2 separate regions of the Homo sapiens genome follow, and region 1 is linked to region 2. Evidence: read pairs that join two places in POLR2A ChIA-PET (ENCODE). Cell type or tissue: PC-3. All regions are shown on one strand. Each heading gives the region's core, and the rest is flanking DNA. Links, peaks and the distances in the headings are about the cores only.

What was found. Peaks named below come from ENCODE experiments on the same cell type or tissue, not always from the same donor. Only the 100,000 strongest peaks of a DNase experiment are listed, where the experiment ranks them.
Region 1: POLR2A ChIA-PET joins it to region 2 with 13 read pairs; 2 of 35 experiments call an interaction of 5 or more read pairs at or near these places.

Annotation. Positions count from the first base shown.
Region 1 is chr3:169,269,686-169,286,629 of GRCh38, forward strand. All of the region lies in intron 2 of MECOM (MDS1 and EVI1 complex locus), which reads right to left. It overlaps LOC105374206 (a long non-coding RNA gene), which reads left to right and starts at 8,105. Exons shown (of 3, transcript XR_001741018.2): 1 at 8,105-11,544; 2 at 12,534-12,616; 3 at 12,921-13,075. In PC-3, for the core only: no CTCF peak of the experiment used is centred there; no DNase peak of the experiment used is centred there; H3K27ac peaks cover 896 bases.
Region 2 is chr3:169,586,477-169,603,420 of GRCh38, forward strand. All of the region lies in intron 1 of MECOM (MDS1 and EVI1 complex locus), which reads right to left. Among named protein-coding and RNA genes, the nearest start is that of MECOM, 69 kb to the right of the region's middle. In PC-3, for the core only: no CTCF peak of the experiment used is centred there; no DNase peak of the experiment used is centred there.

The sequences.
Region 1 (16,944 bases), core at 2,981-10,980, 320 kb before region 2:
CCTCACTTAATGCTAGAAAAATGAGAGTATCATTTATCTCTGGCACCCAAGTATGTCTTCAGCAGGTGCTTGAATCATTTAAGATTTCTCTAACACCAAAAGCTAATTATTTTAGTTCTTTGGTGCTATTTTTAATTACATAAACACCTTTGGTTTCTTCAATTTTATTCAAACTTTAAAAGAGAGTAGGTTTGTGTTATGGCAATAATTATTCATTAAGTGGAAAATAGAAATATTTTTGTTCAAATTTTAGCTTTCTAACAGCTGCATACGTATATAAAGGTGTGTGTGTGTGTGTGTGTGTGTAGGTATTTCATACTCACTTGGCCCAAAGTGTAGGTGTTTTGTGCATTTACCTTACAGAGTCATTAAAAAATAATCATTTCATTGTGCATATTCAAACGCACTCAACAAAAAAGGACAATGTATAGTAGTTATAAACTCACTGATCCCGGTAAGAAAGGGACAGTGTTCTGGCCTATATGTCTGGTATCAGAATCTGGATAATAAGTGATACATTTTTAAATGATGGGTTGGTATCTAGCCAAGTGGCTAGGTTAAATTTATGAAAACTACAATAGAGGACAGGAATGCACATTCAAATAAGTGAAAAATAAATCCTAAATACGTGAAAAAATTGCTCACTTTCATGGATTATTGAAGTAGGAATTTAAGGTTCCAGATTATATCTATATCTGTATCTATCTATCTATCTATATATACTTATATGCAATTTATAATATTTATGTATTTAATTATAATTCCACAACTTATATATTAAACATATTTATGTTAAATATTAAACTCAGTGCAGGTAAAATACACTTATATCCTAAAGCTTTGAAAACTGTTATAACCCTTTCAGAAAGCAAGAACAGAAATTTTATAATATGTATACAAATATTAAAGTGTTTACAATCTTGATAATTCTACTGCTGGAAATTTACTTTAAATACATATCAACAATAGGTAAAGCTACATTCAGTAGGGTTTTTGTTGTTGTCATGGTGGTGTTAAATTTAATCGTATAAATTTAAACCATGCAAGTAACTAACACTAGAGGGAAAAATAAGTAAATTATTGCCCCTGGATGGACTAATACTTAAGTACAATAATAATCATACAGACTATGCAATAACTGGCCCAAATTCATGGTAAAATATTAATCAAGAAAAAGTTGAAGCTATAAGAAAAGTGATTAGCAGAGCCAAACAAAACTTTAGTAAAAATTATTGCTGGTTTTTAAATTTTTTGTAATACTGCTTTTATGTTTTGAAGATGTTGACAAGAGTTTGAGTCCTTCTTGTCCATATTTAAGTGTGAGATACAATTTTCCCTGGCCTGAGCACTTCACTCCACGTAGACAGTAACAAAGACAAGTCCGATTTCTCCGAAGGGAGTCAATTCCCATGGTATAACTATCTCCCAAAGCACCACTAAGGTTGCAGTTAGTTTCCTGAGTATGCATCAAACTCATGCAATCCAGGTCTGGAAATTACACCTGCCCTTCTTGGGAACCACTCCCTCTACATCAAAGGACTATCCTTGGCACAGTACAGCAGGGGTTGCAGCCCCCAGCCCTGAGCACAGCCACGTCTTCACATCATGAAGCCAGATTATCCTGATAAAAGGACACAGTCTCATCACCAGGCATATTTTTGTTAAAGCACAAATACCCAATGTTTCAACAATCAAATAATCGCTAAATTACCAAGCCAAGCAATTGCTTATGGAGAAAGCCACAAAAGGAAAAGGCATCCTTAACACTCTGATATTAAAACAACAACAATAACCAAAAAAGACTTTCCAAGTTTATAATTTTTTAAAGTCTGTGTTTTCCTCATGTTCTCACTCATAGGTGGGAGCTGAACTCGAGAACACATGGACACAGGGCAGGGAACATCACACACCGGGGCCTGTGGTGCAGTTGGGGGCTGGGGGATGGATAGCATTAGGAGAAATACCTAATGTAAATGACGAGTTGATGGGTGCAGGAAACCAACATGGCACATGTATACCTATGTAACAAACCTGCACATTGTGCACATGTACCCTAGAACTTAAAATTTTAAAAAAAGAATTTTCCAGAAAAAAATAAAGTCTGTGTTTTAAAACCAGATATTTATTACTCTCTTAAAATGTCTCAGGGTAACATTTTTAGTTCTGCAACAGTGCAGCTAACATTCCGAGACCAGCCATCGTGCAACTGCCCATAAAAAAATTAACACCATCAAGGCCATTTTTCTGTGCTTAAGCTCATACCAATGAAAACTACCCTATAGGCATAAACTTGATATTTCTGTTCACCACACATTAACCCAGCGTTCCTCAGAGTGTGACACCCAGGTGACTTCTGTGATGCAAATTTCTAAAAATCTGGCTGGAAACCTGCATGATCGAATACCCCACTCATGACAGGGTTCAACCATTGATCTTCGCTTATTTTACCCAGCTTGCACTTAGTCTTGGAAGATTAACCCTTTGGCAGGGTGAATTCACACTGTTAAACGCAAAGGAGTCTCTCCTGAGACTCATGAAAGTGCCTTAGTTCCCAGAGTAGGACCCAGAGACTACTGGAGATCTAACATGATTCATGGGAGTCAAAGAGAAGTGGCTAACATGGGAGTTGGGGAGAGACATAGGCTCTGGAAGGAATTGAATCACAGATTCCTGGAGCTACAGAAAACCTTAGCAGTCACCTTAGCCCTCTCAGTGCACCACACAACTGGTTAGTGAGACAAACTCAATGTAGCTTTCTTTACATTGTCCCCAGAATGTTTTGAGGTAAAAGAAATAGGGGCAGAAGGAACCTGGTCATAGAAAAAAAATTATATATTATTAAAGAAACATAATAGCAAATGAGGACAATATATGTAAAGATAATCTTTAAAACGTTTTCTGACATGGTCCTGGTATACATTTTAAATTACATCTGAATGCTGAGGAGACCATCTTAGAAGCTGGTGTGGATGACGACTTCCCAATAAGAATGTTAAGAAAGGGAGAAAGCAAATCATTTACACACCTGGCCGGCCCCTGTGACCTTCAAAAGTCACTGGCTGCACATTCAGTTGCACATACACTTTTGAAAAACTTCTCTTTGTCTGGCAATGTCATTCCCCTTACCCCATCCCTCACACTTTTCAAATAGAAAGAAAAGGGTCATAGGGTGGGCACTGGCTGGGTGCAGGAGGTCTCGACCTCACCACATCTGGTGAGGGCAGAGGAGGGGAGGCAGGGAGGACTGCGGGAAAGAGCTGGAGCAAGGGTGAGAGGACAGCAAGCTGGCCAAGGAGAAACACCTCATCCCCTTAACTCCTGCTTGAAGCATCTACCTCCTCCAAACACAGAAATATGAAAAACAGGTAGTCAGCTACAGAATAGGAAATTGAGATACTTTCCAAGGATTCAAGAGGAAGAGGAATGCATGCATGAGTTGGTCGTATTTCAGCTGCCCACATGCCGTTTTATGTGGGCACTTAGAACACATTTTCTATAACATCCCTTTGCCACAAATAAGGCATCAGAACATTTGTTACAAAGCAAGGGTATACAAAATACACTATATGATTTTGTATATCCACCACCACCTGCATACTCAAAATCACAGAGATAGATTAAAAAGGATATAGTTCAAAATGTTAAAGCCATATATGCTGTGTAGGAGCACTTTACCAAATTACCTTTGTTGCAGTCGCTGAAGTTCTCATCACAAAGAGTAAAAACCATCATGCTTCCACATAGAAATAAGCAAATTGCATCAGTGAAATATAACCAGGAAGAGAAAAGGAATTCAACCTCCCCCATCAACACTAAAACTAGTCAATAATTATCTAAGTGGTATCAGTTATGTTTTCTGCGCATCCTGGTTGGCCTCTAAGTAAAGAGAAGGAGCCGGAGAGAAGGGCTTGGGAATGCTACGGTTTCTCTATAGCAGTTTTATCTTAGGCGGTGTGTGTGAAGACTAGGGTGTATGCAGCGAGTAATCTGCATGTTTACTGCGTCAACATTCTACCCACTTCTGGGTAGAATCGTTGCTCATCCTAATCACATTCAAAGGCCCCATAGGGCAGCAAGAAGTTCCTACTTACTGGCAATTTAGCTCTTGGAAACCCTTGAAGAGGATGGTTTTGTCCCTGTGTGCTATCATGGCTGTGTGGAGGCCACTAAGCCAGCTCACAGCTAAAATTCAACAGGCAGGAATGACTCACACCTCTCCAAAGCTTTTTTTTTTTTTTTTTTTTGAGATGGAGTATCATTCTGTTGCCCAGGCTGGAGTGCAGTGGTATGATCTCAGCTCACTGCAACCTCTGCCTCCCGGGTTCAAGTGAGTCTCCTGCCTCAGCCTCCCAAGTAGCTGGGATTACAGGCACATGCCACCACGCCCAGCTAATTTTTGCATTTTTAGTAGAGACAGGGTTTCACCATGTTGGCCAGGCTGGTCTCAAACTCCTGACCTCAGGTGATCTGCCCTCCTCGACCTCACAAAGTGCTGGGATTACAGGCATGAGGCACTGTGCCTGGCCTCCAAAGCTTCCTAAAAATGAGTGAGGAGTACTGCCAATTTAAAAGTCTGCCTGATATTCAATAGAGGAAAGATACACTTTCAATAAACATTCACTTGTTTTACGTGATAATGTAAACTTGATAATGAGAATAAGAAATCTAATAAGGCCATTCTGTAATGTATATCATGAACTAAGTATATTTTCCTATTTCTTAGCACTACACTGTTTTCTGGATCTAAGTTGCCAAAAATACCTACTAGCTGAATGTAGCACAGGGGTTGAGCAGGAAGAAATCAAAAGGTTGAAGCAAAACAAACCCTGGAGAATAGGGTTTGAATTCAAATTCTGGAGGCACATTAAATAATGCTAAATAGAACTAAAGGGGGTAGTTTTCCTTATGAAAAGTCTACAATATAAATGTTGAAGTTTCTCTAGTCCTATATGAATGTGATAAAATGATCTATAAATGCACTGTCAAATACGGTAGCAACTAGCCACATATGACAATTTAAAGTGAAATAATTTTTTAAAATACAGTTAAAAATTAAGTTCCTCACTCACGCTAGTGCTCAATAGCTACATAGGACTAGCAACTACCACATTGAACAGTGCAGATTACAGAACATTTTCAGCACTGCTGAAAGTTCTATTGGGCATCTCTTATTCCAGAGCTTAATAGACTTTGAAGTAATCATAGATATAAAATATAAACTAAAATAAAAGGCATCACTCCATAAAAGTGCACAAGAGGGAGTGGCATATTTAAACCATAAAGAACCTTTATTCTTTCTTTGGCTCAATCCTTATTTAGAAGGGAAAAAATCTCTTCCAGAAAACAGGTAGGGCAATAACTAGGCTAGGTAGCAAAGTTTCTAGCAGAGTTCTCATTGAAGTCCTTTTACCTGAAAAGGCACAAATGTGTGTGTGTGTGTTTCCCCTCTGAGTTATTCAAAGCATGTACTTATATGGAGAAATGCTTACCATAGGACCTGCTAAAATAGTATGAATGGCCCAGAGTAGTGACATTAAGACAAGGACTTTTAAAAAGCCAGGAAATCAAAACTAACTGGCAACATTTGACCTGATCTCAAAACAGATTGCTGCAGAAGGGAACATTCTTACACAGAAAGGAGCCAACTATACATTTTCTATCCTCATAGGGTTAGATATTTATACACATTTTTATCACTGAAATTTATTTAGGATTGAAATGGTTATCTAGGTGTTGTCATTGGGTCTGTTTTTGGAAGGTCTCCTGCCTAGGGCGTTTAAAGTATGCTATATCTTGTGAGCAGGAAGATTTGATAATGTTCCAAGGTCACCTGTGCTGGAACATTGTTACCCTGCTAAATATCTTAGTTTTCTAATGATACGCAAATGGCAATTTAAAATACACTATTTAATTTCACTCTCTTCTTTTTTCTTTTTTACTGCTACAATTTGATCATGTGTGTGCCTCCATGCTCACAGGTTCAGGGTGTTCACATGATATAATTATAACAGCTATATGAAACAAAGCTCCAGAAACTATACCATGTGAGTTACAGATTAAATGGGTTGGCAATGCTGGACACAATACCAGTTCTCAAAAGTACTCCTGATTCTAACAAGTAAAGTTGTAATAAATTAAGAGGGCTGGTATTTACATAAGTAAATATGAAATTTCAAAGCTATATGTGAATTCCCATGCTGAATTGAATTCTTACTAACACAACATGTATTCTTTTTTTTAACGCAGATGATAGCCTTGTTAAAACTAGGGAATGCTCACTGGCATATTTACTTCTTGTGGATTCTAAGGTGCCTTTACTGATGACTGAAATCTAGCTATGTTAGAATAAGAGTCACTTGAATATATTTAGCACTTTATAAAGCAATGGTAACATATAACACTGCATTTGTCTGCCATAGCCACACATCAAGTATTTATGGTAGGTGGTATTTTGAAAGTGGGGGGTAAAAAGATCAGGTTGGTTAAGTTATGTGCCTAAGGACTTCAAGCCTTACATTTATTTTTAAAAATAATCTTAACACACAAGTAATACGAGACTATGTTTTTGTTTAAAAATGTCCTATGGCCGGGCGCAGTGGCTCACGCCTGTAATCCCAGCACTTTGGGAGGCCAAGGCAGGAGGATCACCTGAGATCAGGAATTTGAGATCAGCCTGGCCAGAATGGTGAAACCCCGTCTCTATTAAAAATAGAAAAAATTAGCCAGGCACGGTGGCGCGTGCCTGTTTTCCCACCTACTCGGGAGGCTGAGGCAGGATAATTGCTTGAAACCGGGAGGCAGAGGTTGCAGTGAGCTGAGATCATGCCACTGCACTCCAGCCTGGGCAACAGACCCAGACTCTGCCTCAAAAAAAAAAAAAAAAAAAAAAAGTCTACAACATGACATATGAAGCTAAAGCCCCTAGAACCACAACTCAATCTATGTCTGCTCCCTCTCCTCAAAGGCAACCACTGTTATCAGGTGATGTGTACTAGATCTTCTTTATGCCTTTGCAACCATTCACCCTTATCCAAGAAGGTACGCATAAGAAGATCTGGTGCAGCATTGTTTATAGAAACAAAAAACAATGTAATCACCTTAAATATCCAAAAACTAGAGATTAACCAAACTAAATGTAATTTAAAACAATGTAGCAAGCCTATATTAAATAATTTGAAGTTTCTAAAGTGCATAGCAAGTGCGTAGCACAGAGTGAGCATTATATAAAGTATCTACTATTATTATAAGGCACAACATATTTAATGAAAAACACAAACTGCAAAAAGACATACAACATGAGCTAATTTATGTTACACACACACACACACACACACACACACACACACACAAGTGCTGTCATAATTTTCTAGGAGTACCAGGATTTCACTCCATGAGGCTACTTCCCCTCTTTTAGATTATGAGGATACTTTCAAACTACATCAGGCAGCATTATAGAGTAAGAGAGAAAATGGGTATGTATATTATATCTGCCTCAATGTGTTTCTCTGGTCTTCATCCTTAGTATTACAGGTGAAGGGTATTCAAGGGTATTCAAGAATAGTTCATTTTCTTCTTGACTCCGTAAGCACAGGAGGAGCTCAAACATACTACCTCCCTGAAAACAAAAAAGGGATAAGAAACACTTTCTTACTTAAGAAAGAAAAACTTAAGAGAGAAAAAACAAAGTCGAATGAGCATAAACTGTCTCATCAGGTTCTAATTCTTCTGTTTCTATGCAGAAGTTTTTTTCAGATAAATCTTAATGTAGCCTAAAACGAAAGAATTGTGCTCTATGAAGCAGAGGACTCTGAAAAGGGAACCAAAGATGAATTTTAGTCCAGCTCCATCACTCTCCCAGTTGAGCACAGAGCCAGTCCCCTAACCTCCCTATACCAGGGACTTTGGACATAGTCTTTTATTATTTCCACATTGCCTAATGGGGGTCCTTTCTTCATGATCATGCATGTCCTTTACAAATGAAGCTTCCTTTGAAGACAGGCAAGAGATCAGATCAAGCCTTCCAATATTTATTACTTTGGTTTCCTCTTGGTTCACTGTTCTCACAATGGCTAATTCTCCAAGGGGTCCCAGATGTGAACTCTGCTCTAACTATTAAATATGACTGTAACAAGGGAACTCACACCGCAAAACATTCTTCTTGACTTCCAACCAGGGTTTCTCCCAAAGAGATGCCCCTGTACCATCTGCTCCAGAAAAGCGCAAATCCATTCCATTAATCATGGACGTCTCAGAGTTTTCTTTCCTAACCCTGAAGTTCCTGGTTCAAAGTTTCTAAAGTGGACCAACTTAGTAGAGAAATAAAACAGTTGCTATATTTACAAACACAGTATCAAGCACAATTCCTGAAACAAAGTGAACTCTCCAGAAACATTCACTGAATGAATGATGGCACGCCTTAACTAATAACAATGTATAGGGATCTTATTTGTTCATTTTCTTCATGTTTTTCATCAGGCTCTGTACCAACATATACAGAAATTCTCTCTTATTTCTCACTCTCTCTTAAAAGGACCACATTAGCCTTAAGCCTCCTGACATTCCTGGGCTATCATCGGAATTTCATGCACAACCCAAGCCAGGCCTTGATCTTGCCAAAAATCTCTGGTGATTTATTCAGTCTGCATATTGGACAAGTCCAGTTCTACAAGTCATTTAGATCCAGTCCTAAATGCCTTTAACTGGGATCAATTTTATTTTTAGTAGTTGAATATAAACTTTAAACCACAGTGAATGCAGTAAACCAAATGAATGCAGTAAAAACTTGGTGGCTTCCAAATTTATTTTGAGAATTGTAACATAAAAGCCAACATAGAAAATTAAAGCTTTCAAATAATCTCAGAAACAGTACCTGCTAAGGATGGTTTCCAAAGGTTAGCTGGAAAGTTTTATCAGGTTCATCTATATAACTACAAGATTCTTCATCTTAATTCTCTCATAATCTGTCTGATAACCAATGTACTAGAATGACAGACAACAACATAAGGAAAAGGTAGAGCTGAATAGTCAATGGAAATGCTTTAGCAGTCTTGGCCAGCACAGTCCAAAGGGAGCAATGAAGGTTCCTGATGCATGACGAACTCAAGCTCCTTCTGGTCGGTCCCTTGCCTTATTCACTGTTTGAGCATTTATTTAACCTTGAAGAGACAAGTCATATATTGGGAACTGTCCAGTTTTTTCCAGAGGTGTGGAGACACTAAAAACATTCAGTACTTTGAAAGCACCAACATTCCAAATATGAACTATGTTGCACTGTGCTCTGGCCTAGGCAGGCTCAGGAGTGCTTGCTGAGTCACTTCTGAATGAAAGGGATAAAAACTATGCCCCCATCATTTGATACAATTTTAGGTTAGATTAAGAAGTCATTCATTCAGATTTGGCTTAGTTCACTCAAATGTGTTTCTACCTTGGTCTCTACTTTCAATTTCTAAGCATTCTCTCCAAATTAGGCAGGAGCTTTGCTCCTCCTCACATCAACCACCACCATAATAAACCAGGATCTTCACAACTTAGAATTGGTTTAGGGCTCCTGACCCCAAATCTCAATCTTTCTTGAGGTTTGAATCATGCCTTTGTCTTATATTTAGAATCCAATGTCTTGTTCACTGTCTGGAACATTGGAATTAGCTGGGTCAGTTTCTTCCTCACCACATTCCCCTCCTTCCCCCCACTACACAAAAAAGACCAGAGTAAGTTGCTTGTTACGTAGTTGTTCAGTGGGAAATATGTTTTACAAATGAGGGGAGGAAAAGAGGAGGGAAAGCGGGTAAGTAGGTAGTAGTAGAACAGAAAGGGAAATTTGGGGAGCAGAAGAGAGCAAAAGAAGAAAAGGGAAACTTCTAGATTCCTGATAATAGAAAAGCTAGAGAATTTCATTCCTGAAAATTAAAGATATTTTACACGTTTGTGCATGTATGTGGCTTTGTGTTTATACACATACCGTTTTGTTTCATGTAGCATAATCAAATCTATTGCTAATTGTTTAGTTAATATTTACTTATTCAAACATGTTTTTAACATCTTGCCCAATATTCAATCTACATTTTACTTAGCAATTAGCTTCTCTGGCAACTTGCTGTTTTGTTTTCTTTTTTTAACAAAAACGAATACTGATGTTCTAACAGAACAGTCTTACTGCCCCCTTTGGCTATTGTCGTTTCTCTTGCTTCCCCAAAGGCAAAAGCTCTGCTATTTTGCTTGCAAACACAAGACTGATATTTCATTGTTGTTACAAAAGGGTCAAGATTTTTAAAAGCACCACCCTTTAAAGTTCTTTCATGGAGATCTCAGAAATGAACAGCAGTCTCACAGAAATTGCAGAACAGAAGCAGAGGAGAGAAATACAAATGGGCCAGCTAACATTATCAGTCATGTCACCCAGACTGTTACTCTTCTGAATGAAATAAATTGGCAAGAAGGGAAAGAAATGTCTGTGGAACATGCCACGGGATGAGGCACAATCTAGAGTTAGGACCTCCCTTTGCTTTTACTGTAAGCATGCCATTGGTCAAGATCAGCTAAATAAACTGCTCTGCAATTTCCATGCATTCTTTAACCATAATATGATTACCTTTAACAATCTTTTTGTGAAATCCAGGCAAATATCCAAGCCTACTTATTTTATTTTCCAGTTTTGTAACTATTTACCAACCTCACATACTAATCCAACAATGATTGTAGTTATATCAGGCATCTAGTGTATTCATTCAACAAATATTTATGTAAGGAACATTTCCTGCTATCTCACTAGATTGTAAAAACTTTTGTCACTAGATCTAGTAAAGAAATAGAACAGATTTAGAAATGAAATTCCATGGAAGCAAAAGAGCAAGCACACTATATTGGAAAATGTGAGATGTTTGGGGTAGATGAAATACAGTGTCTAAAGCTAAATAGGGAGGGGTTGTGGCCACAGTGTAGGCTGTAGCTGGAGGTATGGATGAAGGGGACAGGTCAAACTGTGAAGTCCCTAATATGCTGTGCTCAAAAACTGCATTTGATCATATTGGAAATTGAACACCATTGTGGGCCTTTAAAGGTGGGAACAGCATAATGACATTGTATTTTAGACAGAAAGAACTGATGCCAGTGGGAGAGGCTGATGGCAAATAAGAGATGCCAACAATCTGGGGCTGTTGTGATGGCCCAGCAGAGAGACACAGATGGCTCGAATGGAAGCAGCAGAAGTGAAATCGAGAAGAGAACATATTTGAGAGAAGTTTAGAAAGGAGAATGACTGATTAACTCTTCGTGGTATTATGATTGCTCTCCTCCCGCAGGAACCAGTCATAACCAATTTCAAAGCCTTTGGCTTGGAATGTCCTAAACACATTGCACAAAGCTACTCTGCATGGTTATCTTTAATCACGTCACATAGGAACCAATTATGATGTAGAATGTTGCCACTCAAAGTGTGATCTTTGGAGAAAAGCATTATCACCTACTGGAAACCTGTGAGAAATGCAGAATCTCCATCCCCACCCCAGAAATGCTGAATCGGATTCTGCGTTTAATCAAGGACCTCAGGTAAATCACATTCACATTGCCATCTGAGGAGTACTAACGTAGAGGAAGTATCTCTGGGTGTAGAAATAGCGGGACCCTGGTTAAGTCACTTACTTATTGAAATTTTCATTTCTTCTCCACAAAATTGGGAAACATATACTGATTGGCTGTAAGAGTGAGACTGTGATAAATTGTGTGAAAATGCTTTGTGAACTCTAAAGCATGATCCCAGATAGATTTAAATTCATTTTTATCATTGTGCTTGTCTTGTCATGCATCAAAATCATATGTTTGATTTATTTGCAAAAGACTTCATTGAGGGCTGGGCATTGTGGCTCATGCCTGTAATCCCAGCACTTTGGGAGGCTGAGGCAGGTGGATAGCTTGAGCTCAAGAGTTCAAAGCCAACCTGGGCAACATGGCAAAACCCCATCTCTATAAAAAATTACAAAAATTAGCTGGGTGTGGTGGCATGTACCTGCAGTCCCAACTACTTGGGAGGCTGAGATTAGAATATCACCTGAGCCCAGGAGGTTGATGCTACAGTGAGCTGAGATTGTAACACTGCATTTCAGCCTGGGTGACAATGAGATCCTGTCTCAAAAAAAAATTTTTTTTAAAAAAAGACTTAATTGAACCGTAAATATGGAAGTGGTAAAAGGAATGCATTTGCAGAGAAAATATCAAAACTTTAGTCACCTGGGTTTTTGTTGTTGTTTTGCACATTATTTCCTTGGGACTATATTGCCAACCTCCAAGCTTTCTATGAATTCACAAAACCTACATCCTCCTCTCTACTGAAACAAAGAAGAGGAGAAAGAATAACAATGTTAAGCACTGAATATTCGATAAACCTAAGGAACTTACCATTACCATATTTTTTTCTTGGTCAAATATCTATTATCTCTAAAAGTAAACCCAAATTCCAGCACTTAATTAGGTTCCTGGGGGAGGATATAGAATTGTTTAAAATAGAGTATAAGCCTATTTGTCTGTATTGTCTCATCCAGAAAGGAAATGAGATCAACCAGATAACCTTCTTGGATTCCTTCAAGTGTTGACTCCACAGTACCTTATTTTCAAGGTCAAGCAAGTAAGCAATATGCACAGGAGTAGCCCATGAAGTGCGATTTGAGGGATATCGAGTTGCTAAACCCTGAAGAAGGTATCCCCCCAGATATGCTGCATAGACCTACAATTAGACCCCAAATCTAGGGAGAAGATAACATGTCTGTGTCAGGGTCTTTTATAAAATATATTCTGTCTAGCACATTGCCACATGCTATGAATAATGAATTTATTAAATAGACCACTTTTATTTAGCAGCTGTAAAGGAAAGAGAAAGTATTTGTTTATTTATTTACTCATTTATTCATTCTTTGCTGTATATTTATTAGGTGCCCAAATGTGACCGACGCTGCCATTCACAGTAAAAGGCCAAACAAGATGGCCAGGCCCTTTGCCCTCATTAAGAATGTAATCTAGAGCTGTAGTCCTCAAGCATTTATCATCACATACCCATCAATAAAATTTGTTGAGTGTGCACCTCCAATATGTTAATATATTTATTTATAAATTAATCAATTATGCTACTGTACTAATATATAATATGATATAATAATATGTATATTGATAAATCCAAATAAAAATATGAGTGTATAACAGTAGAAACAGTTCTTAATTTTTTTTTTTCTGTGCCCCAATGCAACCACTGGCATATGGCCACCCACTTGAGAGATCCCTTTTTTACGGTAATTTCTATGAGAAACTTTTTTTTCCATGGGGACAATGTTATTCAAAGTATATGCTGACTTCAATCACATCTAGAATTCGAACAAAAGAAGTTATATGAGTTGCTCAGGATCAGAGATTCAACCTATTTTCTCTATCTCTCTCTAGTAACTTAAACTGCACTTAGAATATAATAGATGTTCAGTAAATGATTACAGAATTTAGGGAGAAAGGGATGAGGGTTTATGGAAGAAAATGAATACACTTATTACAAAAAAAGAGGTCAGGCATGGTGGCTCATGCCTGTAATCCCAGCATTTTGGGAGGCCAAGGCAGAATGATCACTTGAGCCCAGGGCTTCAAGACCAGCCTGGGCAATATAGTGAGACCTCATCTCTGCAAAAAATTTAAAAATTAACTGGATGTGGCAGCATCACTACACTCCAGCCCTGGTGACAGAACAAGACCCCATCTCAAAAAAAAAAGAGATAATTATTTGTATAATAAGAAAAAAATAGCTTGCTTGCCAGGAAAAATAATACATTGCCTCAATTATTTAAACAATAATAAGACAGAATAATACTCATATGATAAAGAATGTACCTCCCAGCTCACTTTCATTTGTGAAGATGAAATTTCTAATTATAGATCTCATCTCCAGAATTTCTGGGTACAATTTTACTGGCATCTCTCTCATATTTAATGGACAATACATCAATTTTACTCTAAGTAGTGAAATTATTTCTGAAATGCATTTACATGTAGGTTCCTTAAAATTATTTACCTTGCCCACAATTCATTGAAAAAGGAAATGGTGATAGAGTTACATAGTTACCTGGCCTCTTAGCTGGCCCCTATCACCATTGCCTTTGTTCAAAATCACCTGTATTTTTTTTCTGGCAAATGGCTTCTACTGATAGTTGGTAATACTAATATTTGTGTCATGTTATCAAAAACATTTCCCAAGACTCATGGTTGCAGTGTTATCAATAATAGATTTATCTGTTACATCAAAGTTTTGGTGTAATAAACTTATCACCATTTCCACTAGTTTTCCCCACACTCACTGTCAGCCTGGACAAAAGGTGCTTTGTAAAGAGTGTCCCATTCGAAATAGTTCCTTCAGGTGCACAGGCCAATTGCTGGTGCCAGGCTTTGTGCCCAGTCTTCTCTGCTGAGTTCAGAGCTCTCCCATCAAGACTCTGCCCAAGGAGAGCCTTCCACACTCCAAGAACCATGCGATAAGGGAAAATGAAGTTTAGGTTACGACACAGGGAACTGCATTTACGATACCGCCTGCTCCCAGATACTGCCATCTGGCATGTATAATTACCTTTCGGAAACCACGGGGTCACATTCTAGCAGCCTCCTTCGTGGTCTTGGGAATCCTGAGCGTTGAGATTAGGATCCCTGATCACTCTGGGCAGGGATGCACTCTAGCCTAAGAAGTCTATTTTTCCCTCAGCTTAATCCTGAGGGTCTCCAAAGTTCCAAACTGGTGGAGGAGAAGGATTTTTCCCAGGAACATTCTCCCCTTTAACAAATAATTAGGCCTCTCTCACAATCTTAAATTTCAAATAGGCCCTGAATCTCCAAGCAATGCTGACATCCTTTTTTTAAAGTATATGAGCGCACACACACACACACACACACAAATGTGTGTGTATATACAAATGTATAGATAAATATCCATATATATATGCTAAGAATGTGCTGCTCACAAAAGTTGTATATGATAGGTCTTATAATTCTCTTGTAAAAAATAAGGACATAGAGGTTCACAAAGCTTAAAGCACTCATCAAAAGTCCCATCACTAGGAGTCAAAGGTGAATGACACAGTGAAATAATAACTACAAAATTCTTAATTTATTATCATATAATTTCTCATGTTAGTGTTGCCATAATTATCACTGAGTTTTACATGTATATAAGACACCAGTACTTCCATGGACATTGCAGTCCTCCTCACCATCTCGGGCAGTGACCCCACCTTTCAGGAAGTGGGAGAGGGGAGGTTGCCCTTCACAACAGGATCCATGGTGTGGCCCCCATGGTGTGAAAGGAGGTTAGTCCCCAGCGGTGACTCTTTCATCACCAGGAGAAATCTGACCTCTCTTTCAGATGTGTGTAAAGTTATAAAAGCCTTAAAAATTTTTTTTAACTTCTTCTTACCGAGTATTGGACTTTGAATTCCTCTCTACCTAACTCCCCAGGGCCCTCAGGAGGCTTCTGGGCCATTATGAAAAGTGTTTGTAGAGCCGTGTCTGTGCCATGGTGGACAGGCAGCACAGACACAGGCTGGACAATAACAGCTGAGCTGCAGACGCTCTGCAGCCCTGCTTCTGTGGCGTTTTGACAGTGCCTTTTCAACACATGAACATTATTTCTCAGAGCCCTAATCCCATGGTCCTTATTAAATTTTCCATGTCCCACAGACCCCACCAGAGCTTTCTGTCCCACCTGAAGAATACTCTGCGCTCCCAGGATAAACAACATTTGATAAGAAGCTGACTTAGAACTACATAGAGTTTCACATTCAAACAAATGGTCAGCTGAATTTGCATGCAATAGCAAGTTGAATCTCCGAACTTCCTTCATATCTGGTATCTTGTAGAATTTCAGCTACAAGTGTGTGACTGCAGTAAACAGAGCCAGCTTGGGGAAAAGGTGAAAGACGCCAAGGAAACCTCCACTCAAACAATATTGTGAAAAATATTCTGATTAGTTAAGATAAGATGTACTCTCATTTTCCTGAGAGTTTTATCTTTATTAGATAGGCTGCACAATCCGTAACAAAGTCTTAGCTGAGCGTTTTGGAGCTGGTTGTTATTTTCAAATAGCATGTGCTATGGTGTTTCCTTGGGGGAATGCATTCCAATTTCTTAATGGGGTGTAATCAGTAACATGTTTGCTTCAGGCCTTATAATGATGATGCTGTTAACTACATTCAACAAAAATCCTTTAAAACAGCTGTTTTCAACCAACTTTCGCTGTGAATGTACTTTTGTGTGTTTAATGTACTTGGCAAGCATTTGAAAAAGCCCTTGCCTACTGTTTTATTTGTTTCCATTTATGAAAACATGCATTCGCTGTGAAAATCAGATGCATTTGTAAAGTTATCAAGGAACCCATAAGAAAATCTACCCTCTCCTTGCCATCATCAGCAATTTCTGAATCATCCACAGTGAAATTCACTTCGAAGAAACTTCTGTGGATTTGTTTAACCATAAAATGATCAGTAGCTCTTCTTGAGGCAAGAACAGAATGAACGTATTTCTTGAACTAAGTTCTCTCAGGTTAAATGAGAGAGGGACCCAGTAGGGCTGCCTGGATGAGGTTCAGAAGCAAAGATTTCCTTCTAGGCAGCTTCCCCCTCTGCTACCTGGGTGATTCATACCCAAGTTGTTGACCAAGCCCTGTTGTCTCTATCACTTATTAGTCTTCCACTCTGAAATGCAAAACTTATCCTCGATGCAGAGCCTGAGTAAGAATAGAATACCTTCCCTTCTTGTAACATTATCCAGCCAGGAAACAGGCAGCATGTACTAATGGTTGGTTTAAGTCTGGTCTTTGTTTTCTGTCTTCCACGGTTGACAACGCTCCCTGCAAGGAATCAGGCCAAAATAAAACTGCCAACCACCATAGTGCATAAAATTGTAAAAGCAGGACAAAAAATTCCTTGCCATTTT
Region 2 (16,944 bases), core at 3,011-11,010:
ATTTTCACAACCGTCCTTAAGGAATAGGTGATCACTGATATTAAGGCTCAGGCTAATGAAATTTGGCTTAAAGAATAATATATTCGCAAAAAAGTTTTAATTTACCATTTGTCAGTTTAGTGTTATATGGGTATGTATTTGTGTTTCACTAGATCCCAAAGAAAGCATTTGCCTTTGTAACATCCCCTAGGAATATATAATTTCAATTTAGATTCTTCACTTACCCAGACAGGAGACTGAATTCTGTTTGTTTGTTTTAATAGATCTCTATGTCTACCTTACACCAAAGCTCAGTCTGACCAGATACACAAGTGAAATTATTCAGTTTGGTCAGTTCTTAAAGCATAACCATCTGGTAATGTTCTCTGCGCAGCAGCTTTTAGAAATAGCTTTCCACTTACTAGGTATCAGCAGTTAGTGCTGGCATATCTGTAGTAATCGTAGAAGAAGTAATCATAGTACTGGTAATATTAAGTCACATTTATTGAGGACTATGTGCCAGTTCCTGTTCTAAGCACCTTACATGTACTAACTCATTTAACTTTCATAATAACCTAATAACAGCAGTGCAGTTATTATCCCCACCTTTCCAGATGCGGGAACTTGGACAACAAAAAGAGGTTAAATAATTGCCCAAAGATGTATACCTAATAAAAGGTGGGGTCAGCATTCCAACCAATATTTATTGAGCATCTAATTTTTTTGCCAGACACTTCACAATGCTTTCACTGCCCAATATTTCCTGTAATACAGAAATGATCATACTGTATTTTGATTCAGCAACATTTATCAAAAAGCCTGGAGCTGTCACCAAATATTTCTGATAATCACATCTCTTTCCTAAAACAATGAGTTTTAAGAGAACAGTAACATTTTTTGCCATTGGCACATATGGCATGGTTTCTGTCAAAGGGACTGTGGCTCTTTATCACATGTAAACCCACACGCCAACACACACACACACACACACACACACACACACACACACACACACACATAAACAATCACCTGTTGAATGGGCCAACTCAAACAACTGGTCAGTGAAAGCTGGGGAAATCAGTCAAACCAGTTATTTGACACCTTGTAGAAAAAAAAGGGAGGGGAGATGCAAATATTGTTGGATCTAATTTTTTACGTTTTAATATCCTGTACCGGAACCATGCAAAGTAATGCTAGAACCTATAAAATATTTAGGAGGAACCTGGTAAGGACAAAAGATAGTTTCCAATGCTACTCTAAAGGTGTATTGATTTAACTGCAAACAGTTACATTGTACACTGTCATAGCCTAATGCTTCATGGAACAAAGAGTTTCCAGTTGCGTCTCCATGTCTTTTATCTTTTAAAATGCACTTTTCTATTTGTTTACAAAGTTCTATTATTCACCTGCCAGGAAAAAAAAAATACCAAATTTAAATGAATCCCTTTATCCAAAATTAAATCCTGGCCTTAAGGATCAGATCCAGAATTAGCCAGAAATATGCATAAACTCCATACAGTTCCAAATTAATTTGTTAATTTAATTACCATAATAATTAAAATTGTTTACCATATTGTCATCAGAAACCAGAAGAAAATTATAAGTAAACAGAATCTTTATTATTTGTATTAAGCAAAATAAAATTACATAAAGAGAGACCTGGATATGTAGAGTATCTTTCATCTTCAAAGTAGTTTCTATATCTTCTGTATAATATTACAGTATTCAATGTAAGCACTCATTTTATCAAACAACAGAGTAAATAACAAAATAAGAACATAAAGTGACTTGCTGGCTATAGATGATGACTTCCCCAAGGCTGCCGTGACTTATATACCTTTCTTTGGCAACTCCTTTTGGAATTCTTTTTTATTTTGCCATAGAGATTTTTGTGGGTGACTTTTATTTTGTTTTGTTTTGATACTTTCATGAGCTACAATATTATGTGGTTCTCCCCTTCTACAATTCGTCCCATTAAAAGTTCTGTCATCCTGTTAGACATATAAGTGACATGGTGGCCAGAATTCAGGGGTGAAGGGAACTGAATTTTGAAACCACACAATTTATGTGGAAATAAAGTACATTCCTCATTTGTTTCTGCGTCAGACATATGGGAAGACTGTGTATAATAGGTTGTTTCATTTGTGTGATGGAGAGATTTTTTTTTAAGCCTTCTGAAGAAAAAAGTCATACTGATGTCTACGTTCATCTATGCTTCTTTTCCCGTGTTTTAATGTGGAAACATTTTAGAACTCACAGTTTCCACACTTCGTACGTTTTCCACAGTTAATTAATCCTGCTTTCCCTCATGACAAATGACCCTATCTCATAAAAGGACACATTGGCAAGCAAGGATTTAACTCAAAGAAGCTGTTCTTTGATATATATGTATGAATTGGGTTTTTTTTTAATTTAAAAGCACTGGACTCTCAGAATATGAAAATGTACTACATCTCCTACGGAAAAGTAAATTTGGAAATCTTTTAGGTAAATGAAATACATAGGGTTTTTTTCTTGTCTTCAAGAACCACCATGTCCAATTAGAGGGCTGGGAAGTATGACTATTCCATATCTATATTTTTAAGTCTACCATACCTTGTGCTCTCAACTCAGAAAATTCAGAAAGTAAACCCTACTCAAATGGCTGTGTGGTAGCTTCTGAAAATTCCCAATGCAAATGGCCCTCTTTTTTCCCTCCCAACTCTCCAAGTCTTAGGGAAAGAAATAAACTCCGAATTATTAACCTGTTGCTAATTTTCCCTATTACTCAATATTAAATGAAGATGGAGAAGAAGGCCCCAGGATATTAACCTAGGCTGTCCGCTTCCCACAGAGACACAAGGCTTTGCAGCATAAGAGCTAGAAGGGTGAATGACACCACTATTCTTATCTCTAAGAAGTAACTGAAAATTTCATAGATTGACAATAGGCCAAATTCGGCCATCCCATATCCCTACGCCTCTCTAGAGACCAGGAAGGCACCATGTTAGAGTAGATTCTACTTTAAACTTTATAGGTAACTGCAGGTCCTAGGAAGTCCATGCCACCTCTCAGGGCCTCTGTTTCCTCATTTGTAAAATGATGTGGATGGAAAAAACATTCTCTAATGACCCCTCAGCTCTGGCATTTTATGATTTTCTCTTATGCCATGTAATATGGCATGCTATTCCCCACTGTCTCCCCTCCCCAACCCCCACTGATTTATTGCTGAACAGCTAGTCCATACAGCAAGCTCTGGGCTTAACCTGGCCTCACTTGCATTAGTAGAAGCAAGTTATTTCTCATCTTCATCGCCACACTGCAATTCCGACTCACATAGAAAAATCTATCTATCTGCCTACAAACCTATACATCCATCTACCTACTTTTAACAAATCTGTGTTCAAATCACATGCAATTTCTGAAGAAAAATTAGTGTTTCTAAGGCTGATTCCCTTGGAATCACTGCAACAATTTTGTCACAAAAGACACCAATTGAGCCAACTTGCAAGACCCTTTAAAATTCAGGCATTCTGTCTTCACTTTCCCTTTTATTCAGCACTACCCTTTCTTGGCATCTTTGGACTCAGAACTATGAATCTCCACATGCCTTCCATTTTGTTCCACATCTGGACAAGAGGCAGGAAAACAACAGATCATCAACAAGTTCAGGTGGAGTTTGTTTTTGTTTTGGATTTCTATAAACAAGAAGGGAAAACAAACTCTAAGTAAGCATTAGTTTTTACCAATTTATTTTTCTAACATGCTACATCTCTGGGGGAAAATATCTACTGATTTGATGAATAAGTATGAAGTTGGGAAGCCTGCTCTTATAGGCATGAGGTAAATACCAAGATGAATAAGATGACTAAGGAAGCTAAAATAGGTATAATAGCAACAATAGCAACAGCAAGAGATATTTTGGGTTATTTGCTCTACCTTAGAATCAGAGTGCCCACACCGATACATGAGCATACCTGGCAAAATCTGCTCCCACAGAGGAATGGCCAGTGCAGAATGTTCTTCTCTAAATGGTTGTCAGAGGCCAATTTGTTAAGACTAGAAATGGAGAACCAGAATAAGAATAAAATCCTTTTCTCGAAAATTCAGGCCTGTCACATAGGTACAAAGGAGGATGTATTTTTAAAATCTCTGTTGTATGTCAGGCACCATGCTAGGTACTTCTATATGCATATTTCATTTAACCTTCTCAACAAATCAACAGTGTGATTCTCACTTTTTCCCCATTACATAATGAAAACCTTGGGATTTTTAAAGTCCACGCACTGCCACTTGATGGTGGATGTGAAATAATTGTACATTAAGATTATTAAGCTGCTGCAGCTAGATAAAATATTTAACAAGTATTAAACTGGAAGTGATCATGTGAAATCAGTTTTAGCTAAGATACTAATCTAGAAGTTACTATCTGTACTAAAGACAGCAAAATAGAAAGCGTCCCTACCAGCACAGCATAATGCAAAACGCAAGCAAGGACAACTAGTAGCAGGCCTTCTGCAGAACCTATTAGAGAAAGCAATCTGCTTTAGAATTGATGGAGATTCCCTAATCAAAGTGAAATTGAGCAAATTCCTAAGCCAGATGGGGAGTTTTCTGCTAGCAAGTCATCAGAAACAAGGATGCCAACTTGATCCTATGGAAAGGCACAGTACAAGAATGACATGGAACACTACCTCATCGAGAATAGAAAACTCCAGACCCTACCAGGACTGTGGCAATCCTCTCAGCCCTCTCGCTTATTAGTGGAGGAGAACTGGGAATCAATAACAGAATCCTTTTGTACATCATTTATATCTTTGTACATGTAATTATACTTAAATCAACAAAGTAGTAAACTTTATATTACTCCTAAGTTATAATGTGGGTTTAGTCATTCTCTGATTCAAGGAAATGTTGGCTTTGTAAAACCAAAGGTAACCTTCTGCTGTTATTTTGTAGGCTGTGGACGGAGAAATCCCTGGAATGATTGGAGAGTCGAGAGTCGGATGCACCAAGCCGAGAGAGAAAGCCAAGTGCACCGTTTAGCAAATGATACTTAGGGTTTATTTCTCTTTGGTTTTTTGCTCCATGTTACACACCCACATACTTGTAAGACAGAGCAGTGAATGGCCTCTTCTGTCTGAGTCCAAAGCCCACACTCTGTCTGCTATGTCACACTATTATGACATACAGCCATTAACCCGTGCTAATCACCTATTTCACTTGAATGACCCAATATAACAATGTGTGGATTTGAGAGACAATCTCATACTAAAAACAAACAAAATGAAAGAGAAACCTGTTATAATATGTAGAGTACCTTATTACAAAGATTCAGAACCACAGGTCAAATAGCATGCTCTCCGGCAACAATATGATAAAATTCTTTCCTAAAAGGAAAATTCCATTGAAAACAAGCACTTTTTACATCCTAGGAGATGGCCCATAACAACAGTACAGTATAGAGAATAATTTTCCATAAAAAAATACTCATAAAATCAATGCTGTTGTTTTTTCTGGTCCCCACCCATTTCATCTTCATTTTCTAGAAACCAAACTGAAATGATGTGGCTGTTTACACTTTCAGAAGGAGAGAACACAGAAAGCTGAGTGACTGTGACTCAGAGATTTTGTTCTACCCCCGACCAGCAGTTACCCTTCAACCAGTCTCGCTCTTCATCCCTCACAATGCAAACTTCAGAGTCACACTGCCAGAAACAAACCCAAATAATTCCCAAACACACCACTAGAAACCCAAACAAAACACTAGATTAAAAATTCCAGGGTGTCTGCTGTTCACAAAAACTTGCTGGCTCACCAGCAAAAATCTGGGCATCAGCACTGTGCTGTCCACAACTCCTAAAGACGGATGTGGCTGCCTCCAGTCCAGAAGGCCTCTTCCTTTCTGACTTTCACATTATTCCTCAGCCAACTGCAGCCTACTTGGCCAACATTATTTTCCTCACCCTTTCACAGACAGCCTCCACCTCCTCTTACTGCCCTCACGCCCACCCTGCCCAACTGGGTTGTGTTTATCCTTTCCTTCCAGCCTTCTCCTCTACCCTCTGGGGTGTCCACCGCCCTCTCCTCTCTAGTTCCCCTAAATCCTTGCCCAATGCCCAGTTTAGGTCCAGCCTTTACTGGGTAACTTTTATCCAAGCACATGAGCTTCTCTCTGCCCTGAAATTCTAGAATTCTTTCCACGTAGGGCACAGAATCATGAAGTTCAATTTCTCTAGTTGTTTTTTATATGATAGTCTCATCTTTTCATCTGGATTAAAAGTCCACATCTTAGAGTCCCTTGCCATGCCCTCCATCTCAATTAGGGCACTTAAAGCCAAACAGCTGCCAGCATTTTCCACAATTACATGTATTACATTACAGACACACATACACACATACACATATACACATGGATACATACTTATAAATCTATACATGATATGTAGGCATGATATGTATTTACACACACATCATGGGATATATATGTACATAAAAAATACGGTGTATGTTTATATATCTAAGACATATATGTATGTATAAAACATGAGATACATATGCCTTCATTTATTATTCATTTGTTTGTTTACTGATTGTTTACTAAATGCTGATAGAATTTTTTAAGAATTAAATTCCTATTGAGAAGGGGTCTCGCTATGTTGCCCAGGCTAGTCTGAAAATCCTGGGCTCAAGTGATCCTCTGGCCTCAGCCTCCTCAGAAGCTGGGACTACAGGCCTGCAAGACTGCACCCAGCTTGGCTGGGTTAATAGAGTATTAACACTAGGAAAACAAACGCAGAAATGTTGTAGCCTCATCCTGCATGCTGTCTGTAGATGGGAAAAATCAAACTCAGGGAAATTAATTTTTTCAAGACTACACTTGGTAGAAAGCAAGGTATGAGAAGGAGCTAACAAACTAAATTCCACAGGAAAACAGCATAAATATTACAGCTAGACAAGAACGCTGATGGAGAAAATTTCCCAATAGAGGAACCATTAGGGGTTCCTGAGGCAAATATACCCTATACAGTGCAGATTGTCTATATATGTAGCTCACTATGGCCCATGACATATTAGCATGTGAATCTCCTTCAGTGTTATTGATAAAAATTCAGATTCCTCAATGCTATCTGAGAGCTATCTAATCTGAATCTCCAGGTAAGGTCCAGGAATCTATATTTCCACGGAGTCCCACAATGATTCTCTGCACACCACAGCTGAGAACCACTGGCTCTACCCTATATCAAGCTGACAATGAGAAAGATATAAAAGACTAGGCAGATGCTGCTGGACTTGAGATCCCCATTCCCAAGGAGTTAATTCAAAGACAGTCATTGCTCATAAGGCTAAACCAAGTGGTCCAATTTCATTTGCTTATTCTTCATTCAAAAAACCACTTTTCTACCAGGCACAGTGGCTCACACCTGTAATCCTGGCACTCTGGGACACCAAAGCAGGCAGATCACCTGAGGTCAGGAGTTTGAGATCAGCTTGGTCAACATAGTGAAACCTTGTCTCTACTAAAAACACAAAAAAATTAGCCGGGTGTGGTGGTGCACGCCTGTAGTCCCAGCTACTCAGGAGGCTGAGGCAGGAGAATTGCTTGGACCCAGGAGGCAGAGGTTGCAGTGAGCCGAGATTGCACCACTGCACTCCAGCTGCACTCCAGCCTGGGCAACAGAGTGAGACTCCATCTCAACGACAACACCACCACCACCACAAAAAAAAAAAAAAAAAAAAAACACCTTTTCACCTAAGTACCTCAAGGCCCTCCACCAAAAAAACAATGCTCTCTTAAAACTAGCTGACCCTTTGCTCTAAGCATAAAGAAAAACAGAAGCACATGTGGCATTGTGAAAATGACCTATTCTCAATTTTCTATGTCTATCTAGAGCTGTGGCATTCTTCTAATTTTTTTTCTTTTAACTTAGAGTTCTTGTCCCTAAAGCAGTGGCCCTCACAATGTAGTCCCTGGACTAGCAGTATCAGCATCACCTAGAAAGTCAAATTCTTAGGCCCCAGCTCAGACCTGCAGAATCAGAAATTCCAGGGGGCAGGGCCAGCATTCTGGCTTAATAGACCCATTGGGTGATTCCGATACAGGCTACAGTTCGACAACCACTACCCTGAAGGAATACTGGGAGAAGAGGAGTTTCCATTAGTCCTTCTCAAGTCTGAGCCTCCTCTGCTTGGGGAAATGGGAAGAGGTGAATGGCAGGCTGAGCAAGGGAGATCCAGGCCCATCCGCTCCCACTAGTCCATCTGCAGGCATTTCACACAGCTGGCTTTCATAACAAAGCTTATCCTGAGTCTCAAAGTTGATACTCTCTGAATATCAATTGATAAGCTTACCAACATGTTAAAACAACAAGGCAACACAGCAGGCCTAGTATGGAACACAAATAAACGTCACAGAATCTGACCTTAAAAGCTGGATCTAACTGAAAAAAAAAAAAACAAAAAAAAAACTGGATCTATATTCTAAAATTAATGGGGGAGGGAGGGCTGGACTGATTTAATTTAGTGAGAACTGTTTCTTTTAAGTGAATTGGTTGATTTAAGTCCTACAACCAGTTTCTAAGCACTCAATTTCAAATTAACCAGTTGCTTGAATAAAATGGTGAATTTTCTTTATTTTCTTCAAGACAGGCTCATGTGGCTATGACCTGAAATCAGTGATTAAAGAAATGCTTAATGGTATCTGCCCATTACTAAATTATTATTATTAATTAAAAGTTTAAAAAGAAAACAAAGCTTACTTTTGTCTACTAATGGATACAGGGATTTAATGTTACAAATTACCTTTCTAAACCCAAAATGCACAAGGAAGTGAAGTATACGTAGAAAATTCATCTCTAAAAGCATACTACCCACCAACGACTACCTAATTTAGCAGAATATATTACCTCTATGCTTCATAAATCTTAATTAAAGCTGTTAGTTTTCCTATTATGTGATCGAGAAATGCCCCATTAAAGTTAAACAGTTTCTACAAGTAATTATACACATATACACTTTAAAATTGCTTCATATATACTGGAAACATTGTCTACTAAATCAAAAACTTGCAGAATTTCATTAATGCAAGATTTTTTTATCTCCCAAAAGTCAAATGTGTCCCAGAGGAACCAGTATACTCAGTGTTGGCTTCTTATAATACAATTTAATGCTCACAAACACAACTAAAGTATTTAAACATTTACAGGGGTTGTCATAAATGCTTTTCTTATTTTTGATCAAATTCAACCTTACACTTAATACAGTTAACTGTAGTTATTTAATTTAAAAACTTGAGATTCCAACCTCAAAAATTTATAACAATATAAATGCAGTTACTTGGCTATAGGATACGTATACTGTGGGGACTCCATTCTTCAATATGAAACACAAATACCAAAACCAGAGAGGTAGTATTTTTTAAAGTAGACATTATTTTAAATAACTTTTGGCACATTGAAGAAAAAACATCAAATCCAAATACAAAAATAGAATTCTTTCATTCATATAGTCAATTTCAATCAGACACTAGCACACCAATAATAAGAATAATGTTTATATTTTTCTGTTTTGAAAAATAATACAAGATGAATCGATAAACTAGCTAATTGAAAATATAATGTTATTTGAGGGATTCTAGACATCCTAACTGAATAATTGGATGGAAAATATTATTGACAACTTCTCCATTTTCTCAAAAGGTGTAGTTTATTTAATTCATTGAAATGTTACATGTAACTCTTTAATATTATACTTCCGAGAGATGTGCAAGTTTCATCTTCAGAAACTGTCACTGGCCTTAGAAGAAAACACTTAGATGTAAACTCTTGTGCCAAGAGCTTTCTGTCCTGGGGCATATTGGATGAGCACATTCACAGAACATGAAACAAGAGAAGGAAGACAGCTGTAGCCCAGGCGGTGATGGATAACCCTTGATCGGGCAAACGTAATATCTCTGAGGGCTGAAAGTACATTATTAATTGAAATCCTTGGTTAGTTCCTCCTTGTAGACCACCATATAATTGCATCTCTACCTGAAAAACTGTTTTCAGCAGAATTCATAATGGGTAAAGTGTCCTCAAAATGCATATGAAGGAAATCTATTTTGCGTACAAGTGATTATATCACAATGTACACATTACAGAGACACTAAATCCTTATTTCCATGACTGTACACAGACCAGAAAATAAATGCAAGCAGTTTACCGCTCACCATACAGCACAGTAACAATTAAAATGCTGTTTGATCAAAAATTAAAACCTAAAAAACATTAAAACTAAAAAAAAAAGACTGTTCCATAGAATTAGTGTTTCCAGTTAGCAACAAATATAAATGACCTCAGTGTATTCTGATATTAAATACAACCTCCCCAATATAAATATCTTATAGTTACAAATACCTTAGTTTAATGAAATGCCTCTTCTTTTGTGACTATATTTTATGAATATAAATTGGACTAGTCAAACACATTAGCATTTTTTTCTTATTCAAATAGAGTGTATCAAATCTTGCTGGTTTAAAAAGAAAAAGTTTCTTAGGACAATGAAAGTTTTATGGGGAGTTGAGGGGTTGGAAGGAGGTGAAGAGGTGCATGTTTCCAAGCTAGGGTATAGGAAAGATTAAATATCTCACTGAACTTCAGCCTGACATGGAAAAGTAACATCACCTAAAATCTCAATCTTATCAAAGTGTAAGATGAAGTAAAATAGAAGACAGGGATACATTAAGAGATGTTCAACATAAGTTTTAAAAATAGGTACAGTAATAATGCAATCCACTAATAAACTGAATAAGGAGCCGGGTGGAGAGTCTAACAACCAGTCATACTAAATGACAGCTCAGAGGGCGAAGAGGTGTGGAAACTGAGAAGATAGACTTCCAAGTCTTTTCCTGAAAGTGCTTAGATTTTGAGAAGAGTCCAATATTGTCAGACAAAAGAGTCTTTGTGCAACAACACCAGGGAGGTGACGGAAAGCTGCTCAGGAAAACCAACATAGACAGCCCCAGCCTTGTACACAGGACCCGTGGAGAACTTTGACTTATGGGGCCTGCAGAAAGAACAATGCTAAATGCAAGAGCATCATATTCAGCCAATATCAGAATGGGCACAGAGCAGATGAGCAGATGTCTTTAAAAAATCATGTTGGGTTTTTTTCTTTCAAAAAATATAATAAGCAGATACACAGACTACAATTTCAAATTGCATCAGTAGTCTTAGACTAGGTCCTCAGACATTTGACCACTCTGGGTGATTTAACCTGCCTCACAAACCTTGATACCTCTGGTTGGCAGGGGCTCTGATTTTGAGTTCTTGGTGAAGTGGCAAAACAGCTCATGAGGGAGTATCAACACACAAGGCCTAATATCCTGAGGTTCCTGTCCCAGAATAATGAAATAGGAGCCTGTTATTATTAAAGGAAGACTGGTGTCATACAGAGACAATTTCAAATAGAGAAATACACACTAAACATGGATGGTGGTCCACTGTTTATTCAAATTCAGGATATCTACAAAAACTTAGGCTGTAAATCAAGTAAACACATCAGATAATTGGCACTTCCAGCGTTAGGGAGAGTTGTCCAAGCTTTTGCCCCTACAGGAAACCATAATAAATAAGAGAAAAACACCCAGTATATCAACCTTTCTGGATCTTCAAAATAGAGCTGCCTCATAAGTTTTACCAGGATGAAAATATTAAAAGATTCATAATAAGGGTACAAAAAATTCATTTTTCTCCTTCACCATTTCCAACTGCCCTGCTATCAATCTGAAAATAATTTAAGTGTTTAAAGGTATCCAATAAACAAGCAATGTCCTTAAATAAACTTTAAAACCAGGTGCCAATTTTAAATTAGCATTAGATGCAATTTTATCTTAAAATGGCATCTTCGCAGCTGTAATTTCCATCATATGAAATAAACAGCAAGTTATAAAACTGGCTGAAAATTTTTCAAAAATATACATCTGCCAATAAAACATACAAAAAAGATTCAATCTCATACAAGAACCAAAAGAAAATAGGGTGGGAGGGTTTACTGTGGAATTAAAATGTAAGAAGATAGCAGAACAAAGTCTTCCAGTAACTATTTTTTGTAGTGCTAAATTCTGTGGTGTAATGGAAACAGCATGATGTCAGAGACAGAAGCCTGGTTTTCAATTCTACCGCCACCTTGAACTAGCCATGGGATCCTGATCTGTAGATTTACTTCATTCATAAAGGGGGGTAATGATACTTTTCGTCTGAGTGTAGTATAGTGAGCAATTTGCACCGCAGTTGGTGCATATAAACTCTTAATAGGTATTATCTGTTGACGTTATTATCATCATGAGTTGCTAGATCAGATCAGCTAGCAAAGAGAAGGGTCTTAAGAAAACAGGAGACAAAAATGGATCCAAATGAGGCCAGAGTGAAGAAGAAAATATGGGACTAGGCATCAAAACCATGAAGGTCAAAGGAAAGAGAAGAGAGAAACTTTGGAAACATCACAGGTCAGACTGTGACCTTAATGAATATGATATGTGACTGCCTAATAGAATTGTTATTGATATGACACATGTAGCTTTAGAAACAAACTACACTAAATGCTTGCACTGGGCCTGTACCTGATCAAAACAGACATATTCATTCATACCACTCTGCTTCCATCATTCAGGGTTTTGATAAAACGTTAAACCTCATCCTCACACCTTAAATGTAATTTTACCAAACTAAAGTAAACTGAAGTGAGCTACAACCGATAGCGAAGAACCCTATACGCATTAACGTGAGCCACAGTTTAAAGTGTGTCCCCTTTAGCATAAGGCCGGGCACGGTGGCTCATGCCTGTAATCCCAGCACTTTGGAAGGCCGAGGCGGGCAGATCACGAGGTCAAGAGATCAAAACCATTCTGGCCAACATGGTGAAACCCCATCTCTACTTAAAATACAAAAATCAGCTGGGCGTGGTGGCGCATGCCTATAGTCCCAGCTACTCGGGAGGCTGAGCAGGAGAATCACTTGAACCCAGGAGGCGGAGGTTGCAGTGAGCCAAGATCAAGCCACTGCACTCCAACCTGGCGACAGAGTGAGACTCTGTCTCAAAAAAAAAAAAAAAAAAAGTGTAAACCTGTATATGGAAAAACTACATAGTGAAAGTCTGCTATGATACATTTAACTTTTAGACAAGAATAAGCTGGTTCCCAATATAAGCTTTGTGAAGATGTTCCATTGTACCAACAATCAATTCTCTCACTGGGAATGGTTGAGAAATGGCTTTGTTGACCAAGTGCTATACTACACATAAATTAGCAATTTGCAAAAAGAGAAAGAATAAAAGGGAAAGAATCAAATACACTCAACACCACAACATGATAAATATGTTGATTAATTCCCTGATCATTCAAAGAGATATTCAGGAATTTCAAAGACTGTACATCATTATAATTTCCTTTGTCTTCTAGATGTAGGAACCTGCCAGTTAAAAGGAAGTCATAATTAACACTATGCCAGTTGAAGATTTATGTATGGATATATGTAATATTCTGCACAACTACCTCTTGACTTACTTTTTTTTTTCTGAGACAGGGCCTCGCTCTGTCCCCCAGGCTGGAGTGCAGTGGTGCAATTTCAGCTCACTGCAACCTCCACTTCCTGGACTCAAGCCATTCTCGTGCCTCAGCCACCCGAGTAGCTGGGATTAGCTGTGTGTGCCACCACACCCAGCTAATTTTTGTATTTTTAGTAGAAGCAAGTTTTCACCATGTTGGCCAGGCTGGTCTTGAACTCCTGACCTCATGTGATCTGCCCACCTCAGCCTCCCAAAGTACTAGGATTACAGGCATGAGCCACCGTGCCCAGCCATTACTTATAAATTTTTTAAACTGAGATTAACATAAAATCATAGCAAATTATAAGTACTCCCCAAGGGATTAAAAAACTAAGCAAAAATAGAGAAAGTCAAGAATTAGTCACCCATAGTTTTCTCAAGAAAACAGAGTTTAAATATATAATAGGAAGGTAGAAAAGTAGGCACTATATCTACAAATAATTCACATGCACACGTATCCCTAAAATGTGCTAAGTATCATTTAGATGTCCAAAAACAAGAAACACCAGTTACCCAGGGGCCATGATTAATTTTCTCCCTTCAAGAGGAACTAGGTCTGCAAAAGGCTTAGAAATTGGTAGACTCAGGCCCACTCCAGGAAACTCGGCTGGTGTTTCCATTATAAACCGCATTTCAGGAGTTTACAAGTTGAATGTTTTTAAAACATATTGGGCTCATAATGAGCTCACACATTCTTAAAATGTTCTCTTTTTGCTCTCCTTTAAAAAGTATGGCCACTTTTGTGAATAAATCATAAACAAAATTTCAGGTGATTATTTTTGGCTGAGCTCCAAGACACAATGGCTAAATGTTTGAATAAAGTAAAAAGACTAATTATTTTCTTCATTTGGAAAGTAGAGTAGAAAGGCCAGCCTGAGAAACACTCCACAGGACTTCCGTTTTAAAGCATTCTTTTGCAATATTTTCATTCAGTGGTTCAAGATCCTAGGACTGCAGCTAGGAATATGCAATCAAACTTCAAAAACTCCATTTCTACATCTGGAGATTTATGCAATAATCGCTCCAGCATTAGACTTCTCTAAAGTTATTTGTGGTCAAAATTACATGTACCATGAAAGCCAGGAAGACTCTTAGAATGAAGCTAAAAGCCAGGTGGTAAGGCACCTACACTTAGGTGTCGCCACAAACCCAAATTCAAACCAACCTCATAGTTTTATAAGCCTTTTCCCTGTGCCAACTCCCAGCTTAAAAATAGTCCAGGGCAAATCTCAGCAAGGAACTGAGTTGATGAGTAGGTTAAGGCTTAAAAATCATTTCTTTCAGAACCAGGGGGAAAAGAAGAACCTGGAGGTTCTGCCGAATATGAAAACTATTCTCCACAGCATCTCTAACACCTTTTGGGGTTTATAAAAGAGGAAGGCAGCAGAGATGTCAAAGCCAGGCATGCCTCATTCCCACAAGGAATAGAGCACTGAGTGTAACTCACCAGGCCTCTTACATGGGAATGTTGGATGGTACAGCACCATTGAGTTCCAGAAGGATGGTCCTGCGCCGCAGTAGAAAAACACCTTGAAACAAGGTAGCTTTACTGCTAAACTCTCTCACCATGCATGGCTGAGTTCAGCTGCTGAGGAAAAAGGTGTTCTCTCTGAACCTGTGAATTGACAAGATTCCCCCTATTCACAGAACAACCTTCCATCTGCAGGCTCACGTCACACTTAGAAGACATGAAAATGTGCCCCATCCCAAAAGAAAGAATCACATAAACTTTCTAAATTGCAACTATGCAAAAGACACAAGTAACACTGATTAAAACTGCACAAATTCCAAAATTTAATTGATAATATTCTACATGTAGGTTAAAGGTTAAAAATACCCTGCAATGCTGCTATATTTATTGACAAGGGCAACTTTTCCATCTGTTTCTAATTTTATCCATGATTGGTCATGAGCCTCAAAAGAAAAATCCACTGCTGACAATAAATGAAATGAAATTTGCACTTTCCTATAAATACCATCCCCCTTCAAGAAGAGGAACCCATTAATTACCACGTATGGGGAAAGAAGAATTAGTATGCTAATGCATACTAGTGTCCTAAATATTGTTCTTGATCAATAAACACACAACTTCAAACTCAGAACATTAGAAACAGAGATATACTCTGATTTGAATGGTGGTTTAAGTAAAAAAACTTATGTATCTGATATTTGGTAGATGGATATGGCACCTTTACACAATGAGTAGCCAGCAGCCAACTTTCCAAAGATTATGAACTTAGAGAGATGTTCTCTATTCGTCAGCTAGCAAATGACTAACTTTTCCAGATAGCCTTAACCACCTAAATCTAAATTATGGAAATAATACAAGAAGAGAGGCTGGAATCGGGGGAAAGGAGCCTTTATGCTCAAATAGTATTTTTATACCCCTTCTCACTGGCTAGTCAGGGACCTGACTCCTTTATCCACCAATATCAGATTTCTCAACCTCAGCACTATTGGCATTTTGGCCCAGGCGATTCTTTGTTGGGAGCTGTCCTGATTGTAGGATGTTTAACAGCATCCCTGGCTTCTATTCACTAGATGCCAATAGCACAACCCACTAGAGGCTGCCTACTCCTTGTGACAACCAAAAATGTCTCCAGACATTGCCAACTTTACCCCAGGGAGAAAAATCATCTCTGGTTGAGGACTTCTGACGTATACCAAAAGAGGAAGGAAATATTTAGTCAAAAAGAAAAAATAAATAACATTTAAAATAAATCTGAAGGCATAGGGAGTTTCCAGACCCCACAGAGTCCTCCCTTCCCCAATCACTCATGAGCTGCAGAGCTATGAAAGTAATCCACAAGATTGCAACTTACAAAAAAACTATGTTCTGAAAGTTTTGAAATGCTCGTTAGAAACATACCACCAATTTTCTCCATAGAAATGTTTATTATATGTGGTGAATAAGTTCACAGGCTAGCCCCCAATACATATATTCACTCATATATGCACATAGACAAATACCACATACACACATATTTAACTTACAGGGAATATATTATTGTAATATCAGTAATTAAATACCATGAAAAATAAATATTGAATAACAAATTATATACAGTCACACATCACATCATGAGGTTTTGGTCAACAATGGGCCACATATAAAACAATGGTCCCATAAGATTATAACAGAGCTGAAAAATGTCTGTCACTTAAGTGACATCTTGATGATCCTGACCCTGCGTAGGCCTAGGCTAATGTGTGTGTGTCCTAGTTTTTAAAAGAAAGTTTTTAAAGTTTTTTAAAATTTTTTAAATAGACAAAAGCTTATAAGGTAAGGATATAAAAAATATTTTTGTACAGTTGTACAATGTATGTTTAAGCTGTTAGCACAGGAGTCAAAGTTTAAAAAGTTTACAAAGTAAAAAAAAATTACCATACGCTAAGATTAAT